Linked DNA regions of Homo sapiens: regions 2 and 3 are each linked to region 1. A link is a contact called in ENCODE Hi-C or POLR2A ChIA-PET data. All regions are on one chromosome and are shown on one strand. Each heading gives the region's core, a stretch centred on a gene start or an enhancer-like site at or near the end of the contact. The rest is flanking DNA. Distances are from core to core; before and after follow the strand shown.

What was found. A loop is a pair of places that touch in the nucleus more often than their neighbours do. ChIA-PET counts read pairs that join two places held with the same protein, here RNA polymerase II (POLR2A). Pooled maps may share reads with other maps.
Region 2: a loop to region 1 is called in a map of OCI-LY7, with 11 times the contacts of the local background. The contact joins two enhancer-like sites. A Hi-C loop is called at or near these places in 2 of 168 maps with a recorded cell type or tissue (Caco-2 and OCI-LY7). POLR2A ChIA-PET finds 5 or more read pairs at or near these places in 6 of 52 experiments (B cell, CD8-positive, alpha-beta T cell, Caco-2 and 3 more).
Region 3: a map of PC-3 shows a loop between it and region 1 (5-fold over the local background). The contact joins two enhancer-like sites. A Hi-C loop is called at or near these places in 3 of 168 maps with a recorded cell type or tissue (Calu3, PC-3 and sigmoid colon) and 2 of 50 pooled maps. POLR2A ChIA-PET finds 5 or more read pairs at or near these places in 3 of 52 experiments (H1, PC-9 and activated CD4-positive, alpha-beta T cell).

Annotation. Positions count from the first base shown.
Region 1 is chr3:30,576,985-30,580,091 of GRCh38, reverse strand. No RefSeq gene overlaps it. Among named protein-coding and RNA genes, the nearest start is that of TGFBR2, 28 kb to the left of the region's middle. Within about 2 kb of position 1,436, at least 7 of the 41 ENCODE cell types and tissues checked have a DNase peak (open chromatin) inside an H3K27ac peak, as active enhancers do; they include PC-3, where a contact is called at or near this core.
Region 2 is chr3:30,619,088-30,622,194 of GRCh38, reverse strand. The region is part of intron 1 of TGFBR2 (transforming growth factor beta receptor 2); the gene reads right to left. Among named protein-coding and RNA genes, the nearest start is that of TGFBR2, 14 kb to the right of the region's middle. Within about 2 kb of position 1,659, at least 2 of the 41 ENCODE cell types and tissues checked have a DNase peak (open chromatin) inside an H3K27ac peak, as active enhancers do.
Region 3 is chr3:30,543,282-30,546,388 of GRCh38, reverse strand. No RefSeq gene overlaps it. Among named protein-coding and RNA genes, the nearest start is that of LINC01985, 26 kb to the right of the region's middle. Within about 2 kb of position 1,473, at least 4 of the 41 ENCODE cell types and tissues checked have a DNase peak (open chromatin) inside an H3K27ac peak, as active enhancers do; they include PC-3, where a contact is called at or near this core.

The DNA.
Region 1 (3,107 bases), core at 187-2,686:
CCTCCTGCCTTGGCTCCCAAAGTGTTGGACATACAGGCAAGAGTCACCACACCCTGCCACAGAGATCCTGGGTTTTGTCCTCAGCTGCACCGCTTACTAGCTGTTGTGATTCTAGTAAACTAATTTAACCTCTCTGAATTTCACTTTGTTTATTTACAAAATAAGGGAAAAGATTTATCCTGCTTAGAGAAGGGTATTGTGACACAGAGTTGATGAATGTCAAAGTGCCTTACAAAGTATATGTTCACATATTTTATGATTTATTTATTACAGTATTATTACAATGGGGAATTGATTTATGGCAATATGATCTATAACATTTCTGGAACTCCAATAATATTCCAGGTATTGGGCCTGATGCTTTCAAATATAGTATCTATGTGCCTTCTTGAATCTCAGGGCTAGACATGCACTGACCCAGAGAGCATGGTAAAAATGATGCCATGTGATTTGTCAAGGCTAGGTTATTAAAAACTGTTCAGCTTCCACCTTCTTTGCTGAAACACTCATTGTAGGCATTCTGAGCTCTATATAAGAAGTCTGACCACCCTGATGTCTCCATGATGGAGAGGCCTGGAGGAGAAATCACAAAGAGAAGCCCTGAGACTACATTGAGAGAGATGCCAATCAGCTTTAGCCATGAGTCATTCTGGCCCAGGTATCAGACCTGAAAGTGAAGAAGTCTCCAGAGAATTCTAGCCTCCAGCCATTCAACTCAACCTCAGCCATTTGAGTCTTCCAAGCTGCGGTTCCAGACATTGTGGAGTATAGTCAAGCCATGTTGGCTATGTCATCGGAACTCCTGACACAAAAAAATTCATGAGCGTAATATACTCATTGTTACACCAAGTTCTGGAGTGGTTTGTTATGCAATAATAAATAATCAAAACAGTTTATCAGTGAAGTGTTTTGATTAGTAAACCATAAAACTCTGCATCATCTCTGTCAACTGAAGAATGATGATGTTCATAAATTTGGAAAGGAGAGCATTATTTATTATAAAGCGTTGCAATCTGCAGGCTGGCCATCTTACAGGGAAGCCTCACTTCTGGCAAAAGGTGAGAGCAAGCACTTTGAGGGAGGGGTAAAGGGAACAGGAATTTATGCTGAGCATAGTGGCTGAATTTACACAGTCAATAACAGGAGGAGTCATAAATATTTCATGAAAGCAGAAACAAGGGCATGCACAACTGAGCTTCGTGCCTCTTCATGGGTTGCATGTTCAAAAAACGGCAGCCTTAGCATGATCCGCAGGCCAGGGTGTGGTGGGGTTGGCCCTCTGACATCAAAAGGTGAAGCAGAGGACACGAACACCATCACTGTCCATCCTCTGTGAGCCAGCCAAAACCAGTCTGGAGATGGTGGTCAGTTTTTAGGAAGGGATGCATTGTGAAACTGGTGAGCTGTCATGTTCAAACCACAAAGAGGGAGGGGGAGTCCAGTTGCAGCCTCAGATGACTAGCTAAAGGCAATAAAGGAATGAATCCTTTATTGCTAGTTTTCCAGAGTTTGTTTCTGCTTACTTCTTAGGAAAGAATTCTGGTTAAAGTTTAACAAGGAAGGGGCACACTGAGGCGTTTCCAACCTATGGTCCTGTTATAGCCAGGAACACAGTTTTGAAGGTTTCTTGAGTTGCCTTGGCCAAGAGGGAGTCTGTATAGTGGGTTGGGGGGTGGGGGATCTTATTTTTATTTCTCATCTCAATTTTTATAGATGGAAACTGGGAGTGAGAGAGCTTAAGTAACTTTTAGTCTTACTATTGATAATGGTAGATCCAGGATAGTAACTCAGGTCTGCCTTAAGGCAGAATCTATGTTTTTCTAACCACAGTGGGACTGACCTCTGGGGAACATGCATGGTCCGCCTGCTGAGTCCACAGGATGAAGAGGCAGAAGGAGAAACATGTTTTTGCTTTGGTGTATGGAGTTGCCTTGGCCAAGAGGGAGTCAGTTCAGTGGGTTGGGGGGTGGGGGATCTTATTTTTATTTCTTATCTCAATTTTTATAGATGGAAACTGAGAGTGAGAGAGCTGAAGTAACTTTCAGTCTTACTATTGATAATGGTAGATCCAGGATAGTAACTAATGTCTGCCTTAAGGCAGAATCTATGTTCTTCTAACCACAGTGGGGCCAACCTCTGGGGGACATGCTTGGCCAGCCTGCTGAGTCCACAGGATGAAGAGGCAGAAGGAGAAATGTATTTTTGCTTTGGTGTATGTTTGTCTCCAGGATGTCTGCTGGATGATCATCCAAGGAGCCCTCTGAATTTGTTATTATCTGCTTCAGACATCTTAATTAAGTGCTTTAGAGGCCTCTACCATACAATCAAAACTCTAAGCACTCTTCTCCCTATGAAAAAAAAAAGTAAACTAAAATTCCTGTCCACTGTTAAGATTCCAGCTATTGATTTCTGCTCATTTTTAACTTACTTTCTCTCTGAGAGTGCAAGTCCCCCAACAAGTGAAGAATAAATAAGAGCAAGTCAGTGCCACCTGGGTGAAAGAGGAGGAGGGCGTTAGAACACCCTGATAAGGGTCTGAGTTGATGGTTCAATAGGAGAAGGGTTAAGAGACTTGAAGTTAAAACTTGTTTGAACTTGCAAGACCCTTTTTTGAAACTCTAGGAGAAGGCCTTTCATTTCTCAGTGAACCTTGCTTCACATATACTCTCACAATAAGAATAAGAAAAATAAAATTTAAGAGAGAGAAAACATGAAAGCAAAAGGATGTCAAATATTGAATATTTCATTAACTTTTTAAACAGAAAAAGAATTTTCTCCCTCAATTTTATTAAATAAAGGGACTGGCCCAGAGATCCCATGTGATATATTTGAGGTGGCAGATAACTTATGGAGGCAGCGCCTGGAGAAGAAGGCTCAATTCTATCTCTTGCTTTCACACTATATTGTCCATATTTATTTTTATCCCATGCAATTGCTATGAGTAATATCTGTGTAGCATAAGATCTGGCCGCTTGTTTCTGTGAGGCTATATTTAGAATAAGAGCAGCCAACAGATTATTAGAGAAAGTGAGAAGTGGAGAAAGAGGGAATGCAGTCTGTTCGAAAGGTGAGACATATGTATCATCTTAGCAGGTATAACTATCGAG
Region 2 (3,107 bases), core at 410-2,909, 42 kb before region 1:
TCCCAAGCTTTTCAGGGGCTCACTCCAAAGACTTTCTTGATGATAAATTTTATTAAAGTGCTGATCATAATCAAAACAGTACATTGTATCAGAGGTCAAGCATTGTTTTTCACTTCCCTTCCCAGAACTTATTAAAGATGTACCTCTGAAGAAAGACATAAGGAAGAACAAAATTGTTTTGACTCACAGAAAATGGCTTACACAGACATCTAATACTTAGTCAAGTTGCTTATATATATGAAATAAGTTATACCTTGGGAGTAACAAAGCCAATAGGCTTGGCTCATAGGGGGCTAACTACGGCTGCAGCAGTTATTCAAGAAGTTAACATATTCTCTCCTGTCCCCTGAAGACACCACAGGCATCTCAGTAATAAACTGATAACAACCAATACTCAAGAGTTTGTGAAAATGCTTTGTAAAGTGCTGAATAATGTAAGTGATTATCTACTTACCACAAACGTCCTCACCAACATCATCATTAAAATCTTGAAAGATAAGTGCTTTTCAGTAGTTTTGAGAGTGAACCAATGACATGCTAAATTAAAAGCATTATATTTCAACCATTTCCAATAAGTGCCACAGAATATTAAGACTTAAGAATATTAAAATTCTGGTCAGGTGCAGTGGCCCATGCCTGTAATCCCAGCACTTTGGGAAGCCGAGGAGGGTGGATTGCCTGAGGTCAGAAGTTCAAGAGCAGCATGGCCAACATGGCAAAACCCTGTCTCTACTAAAAATACAAAAATTAGCCAGGTGTGGTAGTGGGCACCTACAATCCCAGCTACTCGGGAGGCTGAGGCAGGAGAATAACTTGAACCCAGGAGGCAGAGGTTGCAGTGAGCTGAGGTCGTGCCATTGTACTCCAGCCTGGGTGAGAAGAACAAAACTCTGTCTCAAAAAAAAAAAAAAAAAAAGAATATTAAAATTCTTATTTCATCTCCTTTTCCTCTATAGATAGAGCAGGTAGGGCACTACCAGTCCAAATCTATGTAATGTGATGTCAGTGGTAGCTCCAGAATTCCCATAGAGGAGTGGCTACATGGGTGATGATCTGGCTGAAAGGGAGGCAGGCAACACAGCTGGAAGCTGTGCTTGCACAAGAGAACACTACTTGTGGTACCTAGACTGCATGTTTATTCAGGATGGATGGGGACTATGGTGGACGAGAAGGCTGAAGGCCAAATTCAAGACCATCCTTAGAAACCCACTCCTATTAAGCACCCAGGTAAGAAAGGCCTCATATTTAAGTCTCCTTAGCATGTATCATTTTAACAGGGCTTTCCAAAAAGTACAACCAGGGGTCACCTTTGCAATATGGGATTATTTACCCTCAGGTAGGTAGAAGAGTATCTTCAGGCACTCTTCATTGCACCAAGACCCCTTCAGCCATCCCTATTCCAGCAATCCCAATGACTGAAATCATCTATGACTCATAAAGAGAAAAGGCAGGAGTGACAAAAAATTGTCCTGCGTGAGATGGTGTGATTTACTTTATGACTTTGCCTGGTCTCTATAGTCATAATGCATTGAGCCTTCTGCAAAAGATTCACACATGAGAGAATAAATGAATCAAAGGCAGAGCCAGTGATGGATGGAAAATTAACCTTAACACCCACACACCACAGCTCCCCAAAATTCACAGAAACTAAAGACTGCAGACAGAGCAAGTCTCCACTGTAAAGAACAATTTACACAAAGCAGATCATACGAGATTTTCCATAAGCCTATGGTTCTGTCAAACAATACTACAGGTGGCTTTAAGCCATTGACATTTACACTTGGTGGTGAAAAGCCATCTGGGAGAAAAAAAAATAGCACTCCCCGCCTTGGATCTAAAAGCAAGTTTCCTCGGCCTTTAAAAGCAATGAATTCCAAACAGCAACAAACAAAACACATAAACAGAATTAGTGAGAATCTGTGCTAAGAGCTATGGCAAAATCAGACAGAAGTTTCTCCCTCAAAGAGTTTTCATTCTAGTAAGAGTTTTGTTTTGTTTTGTTTGTTTTGAGACAGAGTCTCACTCTGTCGCCTAGGCTGGAGTGCAGTGGCGCGATCTCGGCTCACTGCAAACTCCGCCTCCCAGGTTCACGCCATTCTCCTGCCTCAGCCTCCCGAGTAGCTGGGACTACAGGCACCCGCCACCACGCCCAGCTAATTTTTTGTACTTTTAGTAGAGACAGGGTTTCATCGTGTTAGCGAGGATGGTCTCGATCTCCTGACTTCGTGATCCGCCCGCCTCGGCCTCCCAAAGTGCTGGGATTACAGGCATAAGCCACCACGCCTGGCTAGTAAAATAGTTTAAAACACACAGAGACAGCACAGGTAGCTTGGCAAACAAGGTCATATGAATGAGAATGCAAGGCTTGTCGGAGAGGCTATGGGCAGGAAAAGGAATCACAGTGGGATGGATAATCAAGGAAGGCCCACTAGAAAAAGTAACATTTAGACCAGGCGTTATTTCAAAGGGTGGAGCCGTTGTAGGGCACAAATAGAGAATGGTAAAACTTGGGGGGAGGTGGTGGAGAATGGTCACAAGCTAGGAAATTTGTAAGCAAAAAGGATGTGTGAGGCAGCTGGGTTCAAGTGGAACCAGGGCATGAGGGATGTGAAGGGTGGAATAGATGATGGGCAAGAGGTTTGGCTTCATCTGTGCACGTAGTCATCAAACTGGTCCTGTGTCCCATCAGCACAAGGCACTCTCTTAGGAGCCAAGGGACACTGAGGCAGCCCCCATGCTCAAAGAGAAAGGGAAGGCCATGTGATGATCTAGGATTCATAAAATCCATGGAAGGCTTTCTAACAGAGGCCAGCTATTCAAAATGCCATCTGGGGGGAGATTTAACTGAGGGCAATGCCTGTGTTATTGACAGAGAAAGAACAAAGGGTGTCCATAAGCAGAGACCAATTAGGTGATTTTTACAGATGACAAATATAAGAGTTCAGGTTTGTGTTACGGTAGCATAATTCAAGGGCAAAAATAAAACCAAATGGTTATAGATTTTGCGTAACTTTTCTGATGGATAACTTAAGATTTGATGCAACAGGAATCACCATGAGATATGAGTTGCAATGGAAAGTTTTTATGTTTTTTTTTCTTGCCAAGTA
Region 3 (3,107 bases), core at 224-2,723, 34 kb after region 1:
AATGTGGCAATTGCTCTAAAATAAAAATGTGCGAATGGGGTAAAAATTACGCCATGTGGGGGAAAGCACATTCTACTCTTTAAAACCCTTTAAAGATGCAACCATTTTCCACTCAAAACTGCTTGGTGAGAATTTGCAGGATGGCCCCACACAATTCTCAGTCATAGGGAGGTCGCTCAGGTGTTTGATTTCCATTCGAGATGGAAAAACTGAAACAGAGAAAAAGAATATAATTTCCTCATCTATGAGTCAGCAAGCTCATTGAAAAGATTATGGTAGATTTGTGGACAATACTTACTTCAGCCATAGATGGGGTTGACACAATTTTTTATTGCATTACCATGTAGACAGATGAAATAATAACTAAATCTAGGGTTATATCAGTCTTCCTTCCATTTTACATATTTTCCAGTTCTCCTATGAAAGAGTCAGCTTTGTCCTTCTACTCTTGTGTCTCCTTTTATAAAATCATAACACTTTTGTTTTATCCAATAACCTGGACACCTAAGGATTGTACACATAAATAAACAAAATTGGAATTATATTTTATATATATTTGATCTTACTAATATTATATTGTAAGGATTTTCCATAATTTCTAAATGAATTTTTCCTATCCTATCCTAACCTGATTGATTAATTAATTGATTGATTTTACAAAACTTAATTTTTTAGAGCAGGTTTAGGTTCTCAGCAAAATTGGGAGGAAGGTACATAGATTTTCCATGTACCCTCTGCTCCTGCCCCACCTGCATAAATTTATTTTTTCTTATAAACTTACTATGTTTATCTTTAGACTTAAAAATGTCTTTAGAAGAGGGCACTGTTTCTTGACATTTTGTGCTTTTTTTTGGCTATCTTTTACGGTGTTAATTTATTAGGTAAGTGATTGGAAGAAAAGAGTTTCAGAAATGAGACATTGGTAAGTATATTTTGAAGGATGGGAGAATAGTGAAAGGTACAGAGTGTAGCAGGTCGGATCGGGTGGGTCTTCTACCTAGTTAAGGACACCTTTGAACAATAATTAATGTCATTTGTGGAAAAAGAAAATCCCCAACACTTTTCTTTGTTCTGAAGATAATCAGAAACCTATTCAATTTAAAACTTGTGATGTCCCATATGGTAGTTGCTACTACATGTGGCTATTCAAATACACACTTAAATTTCAATCAATGAAAAGTGAATCAGATTAAAAATCTAGTTCCTCAGTTGCACTAGCCACATTTCAAGTGCTCAGTAGCCACACGTGGGTAGGGATTACCACATTGCATAGTGCAGATAGGGAACATTTTCATCATCAGCATCACTGTGAAGAACGGGAAAAACTTCATAAACATGTAAATAAGTGCTAAGAGGAGCTGGCCAGGCACTGAAAACAACCTATGACTACTTCAATTATGATCTTGGCAAAGGCCTGAGACTTTATGAGACGTGAACTCTTCTGACCCTCCAGGATGCTAAGGATTGAACACAACACAAACAGACTTTCCCAAATTAGTCATTTCCTTTTCCATCAATATCTGAGCTCAACACTGAAGCCTCCTTGCAGAGGGATTGTGCTGTGACTACCTTTTATTTAAGAAGATACTCTTTGGTACTTTTTTTATGGTACTCTATCTGCCTATTCTCAAATTACATTCTCTAGCAAATCTCTGCCAAATTTTACCAAATATATTAATAGGTATATTGCCTATATTCTCCAGGAGAAATTTCTTTCCACCAAACTCTAAACATGATTTGGATTAACATTTAGTGTATTACCATATCACTGGATTTTAATTTTAATGCTGAAGACTTTCAACTATGGGCTTAAGGTCAGTAGAGAATAGGTTATAGGATCCATGAGGCTTGCTTTGTTTTCTTTTGCTATTTTAGCATATTTTTAATTTTCATAATGTGACAACCTTTAATATTATATCTTAAATTGAATCTCACTTTTACTTCCATTTTTATGCTCAGTATTAGTGATTAAAAACACCCTTTAAATTCATTTGTCCTGGCATTTTGACTCTTATTATAATTGCATATATAAGAGATGAGATCATCAGTTGGTTTTTAATGCCTTTAAGTTAAAATAATCTCCATATGGTTGAATTAGCCATGATCTCCACACACATAAAATCCATATGGCTGAAATTATACATACAAGGCTTTAGATAAAATGGAGAGTTGTGTAAATTTTACCACCAACAACATGTAAATTAGCAAGGATGAATGGTTTCCCCAGAGTGTCTAAAATCAAATTGCCAATAACAAAGATGTTGGTAATCAAGGTTTGACTTAAAAAATAAAAACAAAAACGAGTGTAATTTGTTAGCACTTACTATGTGCTAGATATTGTATTCTGTGTTTTATGTAGTCTACCCAAATTAGGAGTTGGCAAACTTTTTCTCTCAAAAGCCAGATACGAAATACTGTATTTGAGACTTTGTGGGCCATACGGTCTTTGTACAGTTATTCAGCTCTGCCATTGTGGCACTGAAGCAGCCAGAGATGATATTGAATGAATGGTTGTGACTCTATTTCAATGAAGCTTTGTTTACAAAAATGAGCAGTGGATCTGATTTGGCCTTTGGGCTGCAGGTCCTTTGATCTAAGTTAACCGTCATAAATAACCGAGGGCTATATATTGAGGACATGCCTCCGCCATTGAAGACTGCTGCTAACAGAAAGGAGATAATTTTAAAAATCTCTCTAACACCTGGACAGAGAGTCTGCCCCTGCAAAGGACTTCCACAGTCCCAGAGCTGTTCCTTGTCCTGGTTCCATTTCAAGCTCTGAATGTAGGCCAAAGGCTATATAGTACAGGACCATAGATTGTGGGGTCATCAGGCCTCTGCTTCTGCTTGGATTTAGAACCCTGTACTACCTAAGTAAAAAACCATGTCTCAATCAAATTATTTATAATTTGACATGACACTCCTATGTCTGTTTTAGCCACCCATAATAATGTGGGCCTCTTTGGCCAGCTCTTTTCTCAGATACCTTCCCAGAGCTTCTTCCCTGCCCTCCTGATCTCCTCCTCAGGCTTTTTGTTGTAACCTGTGGGATCTCATTCCATTAGAAATAAACGCTTCCGTCTTCACAGACTCTCCATGGAATTCTTT